Regions from separate parts of the Mus musculus genome. Here region 2 is linked to region 1. Evidence: chromatin contacts called from ENCODE Hi-C or POLR2A ChIA-PET data. All regions are on one chromosome and are shown on one strand. Each heading gives the region's core, a stretch centred on a gene start or an enhancer-like site at or near the end of the contact. The rest is flanking DNA. Distances are from core to core; before and after follow the strand shown.

What was found. Hi-C counts contacts between places; a loop is a spot of excess contacts on that map. ChIA-PET counts read pairs that join two places held with the same protein, here RNA polymerase II (POLR2A).
Region 2: POLR2A ChIA-PET joins it to region 1 with 49 read pairs in embryonic stem cell. The contact joins the enhancer-like site here to the promoter of Aars in region 1. A Hi-C loop is called at or near these places in 4 of 37 maps with a recorded cell type or tissue (T-helper 17 cell, left cerebral cortex, mouse embryonic stem cell and 1 more). POLR2A ChIA-PET finds 5 or more read pairs at or near these places in 3 of 5 experiments (all embryonic stem cell).

The regions. Positions count from the first base shown.
Region 1 is chr8:111,031,791-111,037,345 of GRCm38, reverse strand. It overlaps Aars (alanyl-tRNA synthetase), which reads right to left and starts at 3,504. Exons shown (of 21, transcript NM_146217.4): 1 at 3,083-3,504; 2 at 273-437. The coding sequence starts at 416.
Region 2 is chr8:110,967,804-110,973,358 of GRCm38, reverse strand. St3gal2 (ST3 beta-galactoside alpha-2,3-sialyltransferase 2) reads right to left here. Exons shown (of 7, transcript NM_009179.3): 5 at 4,126-4,171; 6 at 3,696-3,815; 7 at 862-3,257. The coding sequence ends at 3,084. Among named protein-coding and RNA genes, the nearest start is that of Gm51551, 19 kb to the left of the region's middle. Within about 2 kb of position 3,023, at least 1 of the 3 ENCODE cell types and tissues checked has a DNase peak (open chromatin) inside an H3K27ac peak, as active enhancers do.

The DNA.
Region 1 (5,555 bases), core at 2,255-4,754:
CAGGGCTATCACTGGGCCTATCAAATTCTTGATCTCAAAGACCATAAAAGAAAAGAGTCTTTCCAAGACTCATTTAAAAATGAACTCCTTGGCCGAATGTGGGAGCCATGTTCCCAGCCCCTCTGGCTTCTAACCATCACACAGAAACTCGGGCTCACCACGGAAAGTCACTCGAGTTTACCTGCTACTTTATACAGCCCAGGCTGTGCTTTCCGGCAGCTCTGCTGCCCTCAGCCAGCCAGGCAGGCAGAGAGGAGGAAGACGACCCTTACCTGGTTCATGCCAGCGTTGGCGAAGAGCAGAGTGGGGTCATCCAGAGGGATGGTGGCGGAAGAGTGGACATAGGTGTGCTCATTTCGTCTGAAGAAATTTATAAACCGCTCTCGGATCTCTCGTGCTGTTAAAGTGGCATCCATTTCGGAAAGTCTCCTCGGGAACTAAAAGGAAGAAGGAATGACGACGGCAAGTTAGGGAAATAAAAGTAAAAGTGGGGATTACACAAGACTCGTGTCGTCTCAAGCCAAGTCAAATAGGTTAGCTGTTTCTTTGATCCTAAAACTTTCCTGTTGCAATGTCCCAGGTTACAGTCACCCTCACTGGGAAATCTTTGCTGCCTCAGCAGACTGGCCCCGGCTGTCTTCCCCCTGTTGACCCGTCAAGCAAAGCAAGGCTCTTCTTCATGGTTTCATTCATTAACCAAATACGCACTGAGTACCTACGGCTAGGAATCGGCAAGGGTCACCTCAACAAAAGGGGAGTCTGTACCCACTGGCCTCTGAGGAGCTTCCAAGCTCTTTGTTAACCTACAGGCTGAGGCTTGTCCAAAGTTCCATATCCCCAAAGGCACAGGTGCCAGGTTTGGGCTGACACTTGTGTCAGTGGCTATGAACCCAGGGATAAGCCCATCTGTGCCATGGACCACCCTAAAGTATCAAGAATGCATCAACCTCTACGTAGCCTAAACCTTCAGAGCCCTAGCTGGGAAAGAGCCGGGTTCTAGCCATGATATTACGAAGAACTGGGGCTATCTGTATACAGCATCATTTCGAAATGAGTATGCTATTGGAAGAACGAGTCCGGGGACTCAGAAGAGGCAGAGGTTGAGAAAAGACAACTTTATAGCGTCAAAACGTTTTTATGTGCACCCTCAGGTCCCTGAAAGGCAGGGAGTGTGTAAGGTGGGGATGACAGGTTTTGGTTGGAGTGCACCAATCGGCGTCTAGTGCTGTAGTGCTCTGCAGTGCTGGGTGTCCTGACAAATGAGAACTGTCTCATTTTTGACATCATCTAAACATCTCTAGAATTCTAGAGCCAGCTCTAAACTTAACTGCACCACTTTAGCTTGAGTTTAGTGTCTGTGTGGAACAGGACCTTGTGAGCATCAAAAAAAAGTTATTGAACTGGACACTATTTTACGCCCATTAGCACAGAGTTTTTAAACACACCCGCAAAGCACATGACATCCTGACTCAGCCAACCACAACTCCAAATGATCTACTTACAACTTAGTCTATCACTCTGACAGAAGCCCCAAAGGGGCAAAAAGATGGTGACACAGGCTGAGTGTGTGTGGAGGGGTGGGGTGGGGGGTGGGGATGGACTTGCATTCCCACAGGATCTTGCTAGTCACCATAAGGAGTCAAGGTTTTCAGAAATCTTGTCACACCGCCTTCTCTTTTCAGCCCTCCTTAACAATGGCTACAGTTCGACTTTACCTTTAGAGTCATTGTTGCTGAAGAAAACAACCTGCTTCTCTCCACAGACAAGCTGAGGGAACATTACTTTCTAGAGCACACTTGAACCTCCCACCTTTGCCTAAGTAATGAATGAGGACTGTGTGCTAAGAGCCAGTGGAGAACCAGTGCCCCCATAGGGTGGCCACTACATACAGACTACACCAGAGTTGTATACTGGGATCTAACATGTCCATTACCCTATGAAGACTGAAGGCTGTTGAAAGCTGTGTCCCCACTCTGACCATCCCAGAGCTCGGGAGGCTGAGGAAGGAAAATGGAGGGTTGGAGGTTTCCAGGTCAGAGACCCAGCCCCCAATAAATAAATAAATAAATGAATAAATAAATAAAGTTTCCAACATTAAAACTTGTTCTTTCCTCAATATACATAACACGTCTGTAGCAGAGGCAGGTCCGAAAACAGTACATCCCAGCAGGGGCTTAAAAGGCCTTCAGAACTTTTATTTATTTGTTTGTATTTGCAAGCTTGGGGCCAGACCCAGGGCCTTGAATTACAAGGTGACTTCAGCCACAGGACCTTGTAACATATTTCCATTTACAAGCTAGCCGTTCTGCCTGGCCTCTCCTTTCCCTTCTTCCTAATGAGGTCGTTTTGATCAATCACAAAGAAACATACTTAAGCAAACCTTTCCTTTCTTCACCAGGTCTCTCCTCTTTATACTGTCTCCTAGCCTCAAATGATTTATTTGGTGTGACTATTTAATGCTCACCTCCCAATCACAGTCTATGTTACATCTCAGTAGGAATCCTGGCTGGCTTCACTTCACCGTTACAGTGTATTTTCAGTATCTAGTAAAGTGGTCGTCACCCATGCTCATGATTAATTATACTAATCTGTAAATAGCATGCTCTGCACTAACATACTCCAAAGCACACCAGGAAACTTAGACTGTTTGAAAAAATTGCTGAATATATTTGTTCGGGTGAACCTGAAGGTATCAACTATTCTGTTTTTAAGAATCGAATCGGGCCGAGGGTCGTAGCACACGCCTTTGGTCCCACCACTCTTGAAGATCTCTGTGAGTCGAGACCAGCCTGGTCTACATAGTGAAACCCTGTCTCAAAACAGCAACAGAAAGAAGCGAGTCTGGAGTGCTGGCTCACGCCTGTAATTCCAGCACTTGAAATGCTGAGGCAGGAGAACTGCCGCGAGTTCAAGGCCAGCCCGGGTTACAGAGTTGAGTTCAGGCCAGTCTGGGGTAAGGTGTGAGAACCTAATAAAGAATGAATGAAGATGCCTCTTAGAGAGACTCCATTTATCTTAGTCACCCTGCTCTTCAGGCCTGGTTCCCTAACCCCCTAAGAGATTAAAATTAGAGGAGACAAACCCTTAGCTCTGGGTGGCGACTGAAGAGCAACCGCGATCTTCCCAAGGTCTTGGTCCTCTGCAAGTCCACCAGAAACCACACCACTCTCAGTGCTCCGAGGGAATAGCAAAAGCTACTCTCGAGATCCGGCTCCTGCGGAGACCGGGTCCTGACCCAGGCCAGGGGCGGGACCGCCCGGCAGCCCGCTGCAGCTGCCCCTCCCCCTCCAAGCGCCGGCTCTTCTCGTAGAGCTCTCGGGGCTCACTTGCTTTTTTTCCCGAGGGTCCGGGTCCCCAGGTCCTTCCTTGCCCGGAGCCCACCGCCACTCGCCGGCAGTTACCTGCTCCCTCAGATGCGCACAAGAAGCTATACTCACCCGCCACAACCGGTGCCAGAGCCGTACCTCACCATCCAATCAGAGCGCTCTGATGAAAAGTGACCCGCTACGCCTTGTCATCCTCTGATATGATTGGTCCACTGGCATGCCAATCATTCGGAGCGCGAATGAGCTAACAAGCCGGTTTCTGGGAAGGCTCCTGGGCTCGGCTGATGCAATGCTCAAGAAAGCTAGGACATGGAGTGTCACGTGACAGGGTTGACTATTGGCTTCAGGAGGCAGACATTTTGGGTTCTATTGGCAAAGCCCTAATAGTTGACAGTTAACAAGAGGAATGAAAACATGAATTTGGTGGCGATCACAGATTTTGGCATAGAACTGTTTAACTGCAAAGTGATACACGTACCTCAAAGGTTCGTTTTTCGGCCTTTTGAAACGGAGCAAGGTGGTCTTGAAATCAGGGGATTTGCCAGTCTTGCAGGTGTGCACCAATCAAATGTTCTTATTGTTATCGCGTATAGATCGGCATGCCTTCTTTAACGGTACCCTGGACTGAAATAAGTGCTTCAACCACGCCGAAGCGCTTTGGCACTGACTGATACGTCCGGTTCTCTCTTTGAGACAGGGTCTGGATAAATTGTCCAGGTTGGCCTTGAATTTTTCACTCTTGTCTTAGCCTCCGGAGTAGGAGGCAGTACAGTCCTGTGACATTAGGCATAGCTTTATATTTGTCCTTCAGGTCCCAATAAGAAGAAATTCGGGTCTTGATTTTGAAGAGGAAGAAATGACGTAACCCAAGTTAAAGGACATCTGTCCCTCTGTTTGCTTTAGAAAACAAGTCAACATTCTTAGGAAACGCCTACAACGGTGACGCACATCCATAGTCCCAGCACTTGAGAGCCAAGAGGATCAGAGCTTAAGGCTACCCTTGGGCCTTGGGCACAGTCTCAAAATAACACACACAAAACCTAAAATCTATAGGTAAGGCATCACACTAAAAAGTTCACACACCGTTTAATTTTTAAACTGTATTATCAGGTCTGCTAGTACCACTTTTTCACAGATGAGGAAACCCCAAATTACACGAAAACTTTTTCATGATGTACAGCTTTACAGAACAAAGAGAGTCATAAGTCAAGGTAATTTTAAAATATAGTGATGGTTATATCTGAAAGGCGACTATAGCAAGATGGAAAGCTTTTCTATAGACCCAAGATGTTATCTGATGGCATCTTTAGCTTTTTGGATGGTGGAAGCCAGTGGTCTGGTAAGTTAATAGATTCCAAATGGTTTCTATCTGTTAGTACAAGACTTTATTAGTTCAAACACAGAAATGGACAAAGAATGGTTGTTTTCAGAAGGCCAGAACTAGTCCAAGACAAATTCAATTAGCCTGTGAGCTTACGACATTCCTGTCTTCACAGTACTGACCTCAGATCTAATCAGTCAATTAGTATCCACAGACATAGTATAGTCTCTTTCCAGTTTTTGTTCACAGCTATATACCAAGACCTTGTCTTTTTATTTTTATTTTTTCCTCTGTTTTTACATAGTCCCTGGCTATCAAATAACTCAACAAATAAACCAGGATGGCCTTGAACTCACAAAGATTTGCCTGCCTCTGCCTCCCAAGTGCTAGGTTAAAGGCCCTTGCAACAGGATCAGCTTTTCTTTTTTCTTTTCTTTTCTTTTCTTTTTCTGTCTGTCTGTCTGTCTGTTTGTTTTTCGAGACAGGGTTTTTCTTGTATAGCCCTGGCTGTCCTGGAGCTCACTCTGTAGACCAGGCTGGCCTCGAATTCAGAAATCCGCCTGCCTCTCCCTCCCGAGTGCTGGGATTAAAGGCGTGCGTCACCACGCCCAGTTTGCCCAGGGTGTCATAAAGAGATGAGCAGAGGGCTAGAGAGATGGCTCAGTGGTTAAGAGCACTGGATGTGTGCCACCACCGCCCGGCAGGATCAGTATTTCTTAAAATGTAGACACTACTCCTGTGAAGGAATTTCTATTCATAGGTCAATTCAACAACAAATGACAACTTGAAACTTCAAGTGACCTGGAGAAGGCATCTATGGGTCTTTGGAGAGAACATGCTCAGTGCGCATGCGTAAGCAAGAGCCGTTCAGTGCCCCTCTTATGATTGGCTGGGAGGAGCCAACTTCA
Region 2 (5,555 bases), core at 1,774-4,273, 64 kb after region 1:
GCAGTGACTGCTCTTCTGAAGGTCCTGAGTTCAATTCCCAGCAACCACATGGTGGCTCACCACCATCTGTAATGACATACCCTCTTCTGGTGTGTCTGATGACAGTTACAGTGTACCTACATATAAATAAATCTCTAAGAAAAAGAAAAAGGGAGGGGGTGGGATGGCACACTCCAGCACTTTCAGAGCAAAGGCAGAAAGGCCTCTGGTTTTGAGGCCAGCCTAGTCTGCAAAGCGAAACCCTGTCTCAAAAAAGCAAAATTAAAGCCACATGGCAGGCCATCTCTGGTCTAAGAATGGAGTAAAAACAGCTCATCCCAGACCATTGCTGTTTCTACCCAGCTACCCTCGTGCAATCCTGATAGGTTTTATGAACATAAAACTCTACATGCTGCCTTCCACATTGGTCTCCTATCTATTTTAACAGAACAGCCCTGCCCCAGTCTCAGAAACCATAATCACAGAAGAGTTAAACGACCAGAGGACAAAACTTATGTATCTGATGTCTGTCAGTTTTTTTTGTTAAATAGCATATACCCTGGAACCCACGAGGCAGAGCTGATGGATCTCCTAGGAATTTGAGACCAGCCTGGTCTACAGAGCATAGGTACAAGACAGCTGCTCTCTCAGAAAATCAACACTAGTTTAGTGTACCTCCTCAGCCTCGCTAAGACTGCAGGGATGAATCACAGCAGCTGGGGTGGGGGAAGGTAATCCATCTGTACTGTGATGATGCACACCTGTAGTCCCGACACTTGGGAGGCAGAGGCAGGAGGATTTCTGAGTTCCAGACCAGCCTGGGCTACACAGAGAAACCTTGTCTTGAAAAGACAAGAAGTACTACTTACTACCTGTGGGTTTGGTTTTTTTTTTTTTTTAATTTAGTTCTAAGATCCATACGACCTATTTTAGTGAGTAGTTTAAGGTGCAGACCCAACATTCCCCCCTGTTTTCCAGTTACCCTACTGAAGTTTAAGCATTTATCCTTAGTGACAGGCAAAACTCAGAGAGGCACTATCTGCCCTCCGCAGCTCTCCCAGAGAACTCTTCCTTTGCATAGCACTTTGTACTGGCAACAAGCTGTGGGCCACACAGCACGATTGGGCTAAGCAGAAAAATGTCAGAACTCGTGAGAGAACTCACTAGAGATTTTTTGCTCCTTTTTTTCCCCCTTAAGAAAGGTCTCATGTAGCCCAGGTTAGTTTGAAAGTTACCATGTAGCTGAGGCTAGCCTTTAACTTCTTTTCCTGCCCCTCAGCCTCTCAACTGCTAGGATTAAGGGCACATGCCACCATGCCTGACATAATAAGTTGATTTTTTTTTTTAAACCATAATACTCAGAGTCCTTAGGGGGGACTTCAGTGAACAGAGCCCATGAACTAGACTCCTCAGCCGTAAGAGGGTATCAGAGTTGTGTTGTTCTCCCAAACACCCTTACCTCCTTAGACACCTAGGATGGTGCAGTTCAGAACAGATGAGTGACTCTATGGGCTTTGTTCTTTTTAATTCAGGGAAAGAAACGGAAGGGAAAGTTGAATGTTTAAATAACTCTAGAAGAAAAAGATGTAGATTCTGGGACCTACCTTTTCTAGAATGGGGATTCATGATTTAAACAAAACAAAGGGAAGAAAAATAAATTACTCTTCTCAATACTGTTTGGCATAATTGCATTGCTTTCCCGTTTCTCATCACAGCAGCTTGAGAGCAGAGATGAGACAGGCAAAAACTGGAACGGTGACTATGTGCGATGGTTCGAGCCCTGAGAGGTTCTGCTATACGCCCCTCCCTTTTTTTTTTTCCTCCACCCGTGCTTTTGAAACTGGGAAGGAACAGACTCGAGCAAAGTTCTCCATGTATTAGTTTTTAGGGTTGTTGCCTCATCCCAAACCTCTTAACACTCTCCCTTATGTGTGACTGTCCCCCAACCAGGCTGCTTGGTAATGTGAACTCATTAAGAATGGGAAATATTTATGTGGACGCTGCAGCAGGGACGTGTTTTCTGCGGCCTGAGACATTCACTGAAGCCCTTTCTCCCAGTGAACCTCAACTGTGACCAAGTCATGCAAGTAGCTTCCAGTTGTAACCCCTGATTCTTGACTGAGCGGCCCTTCTGGAGCTGGAGAGTAGGTTAGAACAGGCGAGTAAGCAGGGTAAAGGTGCGGACAGGAGGAGGCATGCAGGGCAGCCACCAATCCGCTCCTCCCCAGCAAAGCTCCGAGCCATCTGCGCGAGGCCCCGCAAACAATTGTCAAGCAATCTTGGTTGGATCGCCATCCCTGGCAGCTTGAGGGTAACTAAAGCATGAGTCCAAAGCAAATCCTACCCCCAAGCAAGAGGCTGCCTGCTCCTCTTTGGGGTGACAATGAAAGAAAACGGTACATGCTCAGGGATCTCCTTTCCAGCCAACTGTCCAACCGTGTTGCTCTCTCGCGCCTTAGGGCTAAAGACACGGGTCACGTGTGGGAGAGCAAAAGCAGCCGAGTCAGGGTGGTCTCACTTTGTCTCCGAATCAACAGGTGAGCTGGAGAGGAGGCCCAGGACCTAAGGACAGACGCTGAGAAGGTGGTAGGAGACAGGAGTGAGGGCACATGTGAGAGAAGCACCTTGCATGTGACCCGGTGAAGCTTCCTACCCGTTCCTGACACTAGTGAGGCCCTAGGGAGATCAACCCAACAGGGGGTGAATTCAACCCCCTACTACCTGGTGCGCCACGGAAAGCCCTGGAGAGTGTCTCACCGGAACCACATTTCTTTGGATGGCTTCACTCACCCACCCGGCCTAAGCTGGAAATGAGCAGTTCAAGGCGCTCCTGCCCAGCCCCAGACCCGCCTCTTAAAAAGCATCAAAATTCTTATCCAAAGCAGGTTTAGGGGAGGGGGTCGAGGCCCGCCGCCTCCCAAGGCCATGATTGGTGGAGACGGCGGCGCCGGAAATTCTCCTTGAGTTGCGTGATTGGCTAAGAAAGAAGCTCCTCCCAACTGCAGCACTGATTGGTTGCTGGGGACGGCGCAGTCTGATTGGTGGGCTGCAACCGGCGCTTGCCGGACCCAGAAGTGACTGGTTCTGAAGGCGCTCAGGGCCGCTCAGTTCCCTCGGTAGACCTCGATCTTGCTGGCCTTGGCCAGCATGTCGATGATGTGGGCTTCGAAGTCGGCGTCATGCACGCCTGTCTTCCGGAACTCGCCCGCGTACCGGTTGTTCTCCCAGTAGTGGTGCCAGTTGCCTCGACTGTCGGCCCCGAACCCATACACGTTCACCTGTGAGGAGGGTGGCACAGGGGTCACTGGGAGTCGGGGGCGTGGTTGGGGACACCCAGGCCTGACATAAGGGCACTGACTCAGAGGGGACTTCTGTCTCTTTCTCATTTGTGTTTCGCTTTTTCACGACTGGGTCTTATGTAGCCCAGGTTGGCCTCAAACGCTGCTCCTGTCTCAAACTCTCCGTATCTGATTACAGGTGCCACCATGACCCTGCTAAAAATGTGCCTTTTAAATGAAGTAGTTTTGTTAGTAAATCTTAAAAGGTAATGACGATGGGAAATGCAAAAATATTGTTTATAGGAATAACAGATATGAAAAAACATGGTTTCTGTTTACAAAAACTACTTCCCGGGAACCACAGCTAAGATGGGGAAAGGGCTGTTTCCTCTGTTTATGGTTCTCCTAATTCTGCTCTAGACAACACCGACTGCCTACCTCATCACACACATGTAGTGCAAAGAAGAGCACCAGCATTCCTGTGGAAGGGTAGCGCCCGTGGTGCTCGGTCCACCTGTCGTGAATGTACTTGAAGAAGGCTGGGTTGTAAATCTGGACCTGCAAGGAGAGAAAGGTACATGAAGGGCTTGGAGGTCTGGAGATTTGGGCCAGGCTCTGAACAGCTTCTAGCAGTTCCTCGGGAATGCAGCACATGGGTATTCCTAGGTTCTTGTGTTCATTGTAGGGGTCAGGCATACCAGCAGATGCAGATCCCACACCTGCCCCCTCCCCCTGCACCCCCAGGACAGGATTTCTCTTGGGTAGCTCTGGCCATCCTAAAACTCACTCACTCTCTTGGCATCGCTTGAATAAGCCAGCATAATTTCCATGGTGGTGAGAGTCAAAAGACAGGGGGTAGAGAACTTACCTTCTCTTTGTCCACTCGAAGGAAGGACTTCACTGGGGCATAGGTGCTGCAAGAAAACAGGAAAAAAAACCTTTCAGATGGCAACACATTTGCTCCTGATGACCAAATAGTGACACCCTCACAATTTCTAGACTGACCTATTCCCGTTGCATGTTCGCCACTGCAGGGCCATGATAAAAACCTTCAGTGGCTTTCGGGATAAAATTGGGATCCTCTAGTCAAGCCTAGGAACTTGCAGTTTCACCCTTTCTCCCCTAAGCTCTCTGTTGGGAAACTCAGCATTTGGAATAGCTGATCTCAAACTCGCCGTGTGTGTGTGTGTGTGTGTGTGTGTGTGTGTGTGTGTGTGTGTGCCTACTTTTTATGTCAACCTGACGCAAGCTAGCGGCATCTGAGAGGGGAGAACCTCAATTAAGAAGATGCCTCCATAAGATCTAGCTGTGAGGCATTTTCTTAATTAGTGACTGATAGGAGGGTCCAGTCCATTGTAGGTGGAGCCACCCCTAGGCCGGTGGCTCTGGCTTCTATAAGAAAGTAGACTGAGCAAGGCATAAGGAGTAAGCCATTGCTAAACCACTTTTGGCCTTCTTACTACTTTAAAAAAAATTTTTTTTTACTTTAATCCCAGCACTTGGGAGGCAGAGGCAGGTGGATCTCTGAGTTCAAGGCCAGCCTGGTCTACAAAGTGAGTTCCAGGACAGCCAGGGCTATACAGAGAAACCCTGTCTCGAAGAAAAAAAAACAAAAACAAAACAAATCAAATAAAGCTGGGGAGATGGTTCAGTGGTTACCAGCATTTGCTGCTCTTGCAGAGGAATCAGATTTAGTTCTCAGCACCCACATGGAAGCTCACAAACACCTGTATAACCCCAGTTCCTGAGAATCCGATGTCCTCTTCCAACCTCCTTGGGCTCTTGCACACATACAGTGCACATATATACACTCAGTCACATTCACATAAATGCTTTTTTTTTTAAATGTAAGCCAACAAAACCTGACAAACTTTTGGTAAACCAGGCCTTGTGACACAGACCTGTGATCCCAGTCAGTAGGGGAGCTGAGACATGAGGATCACAAGTTCAAGGCCTGCTTCAGCTGCAGAGAAAATTTAAGGCCAGTTTCAGCAGCTTATCAAGAGCTTGTCTCAGAAATAAAACAAACAAACAGCAATAAATAGAAAAGGCAACCAGGGATGGAGAGATGGCTCAGTGGTTAAGAACACTGGCTGCTCTTCCAGAGGTCCTGAGTTCAATTCCCAGCAACCACATGGTGGCTCACAACCATCAGTAATGGGATCTGATGCCCTCTTCTGGGTTGCATTAAGACTGAGTACTCATATACATACAATACATACATAAATCTTAAAAAAGAACAACAACAAACCCTCAGTGAAATGAATTGTCAGGGTTGCCAGCTGTGATAGAACTGCC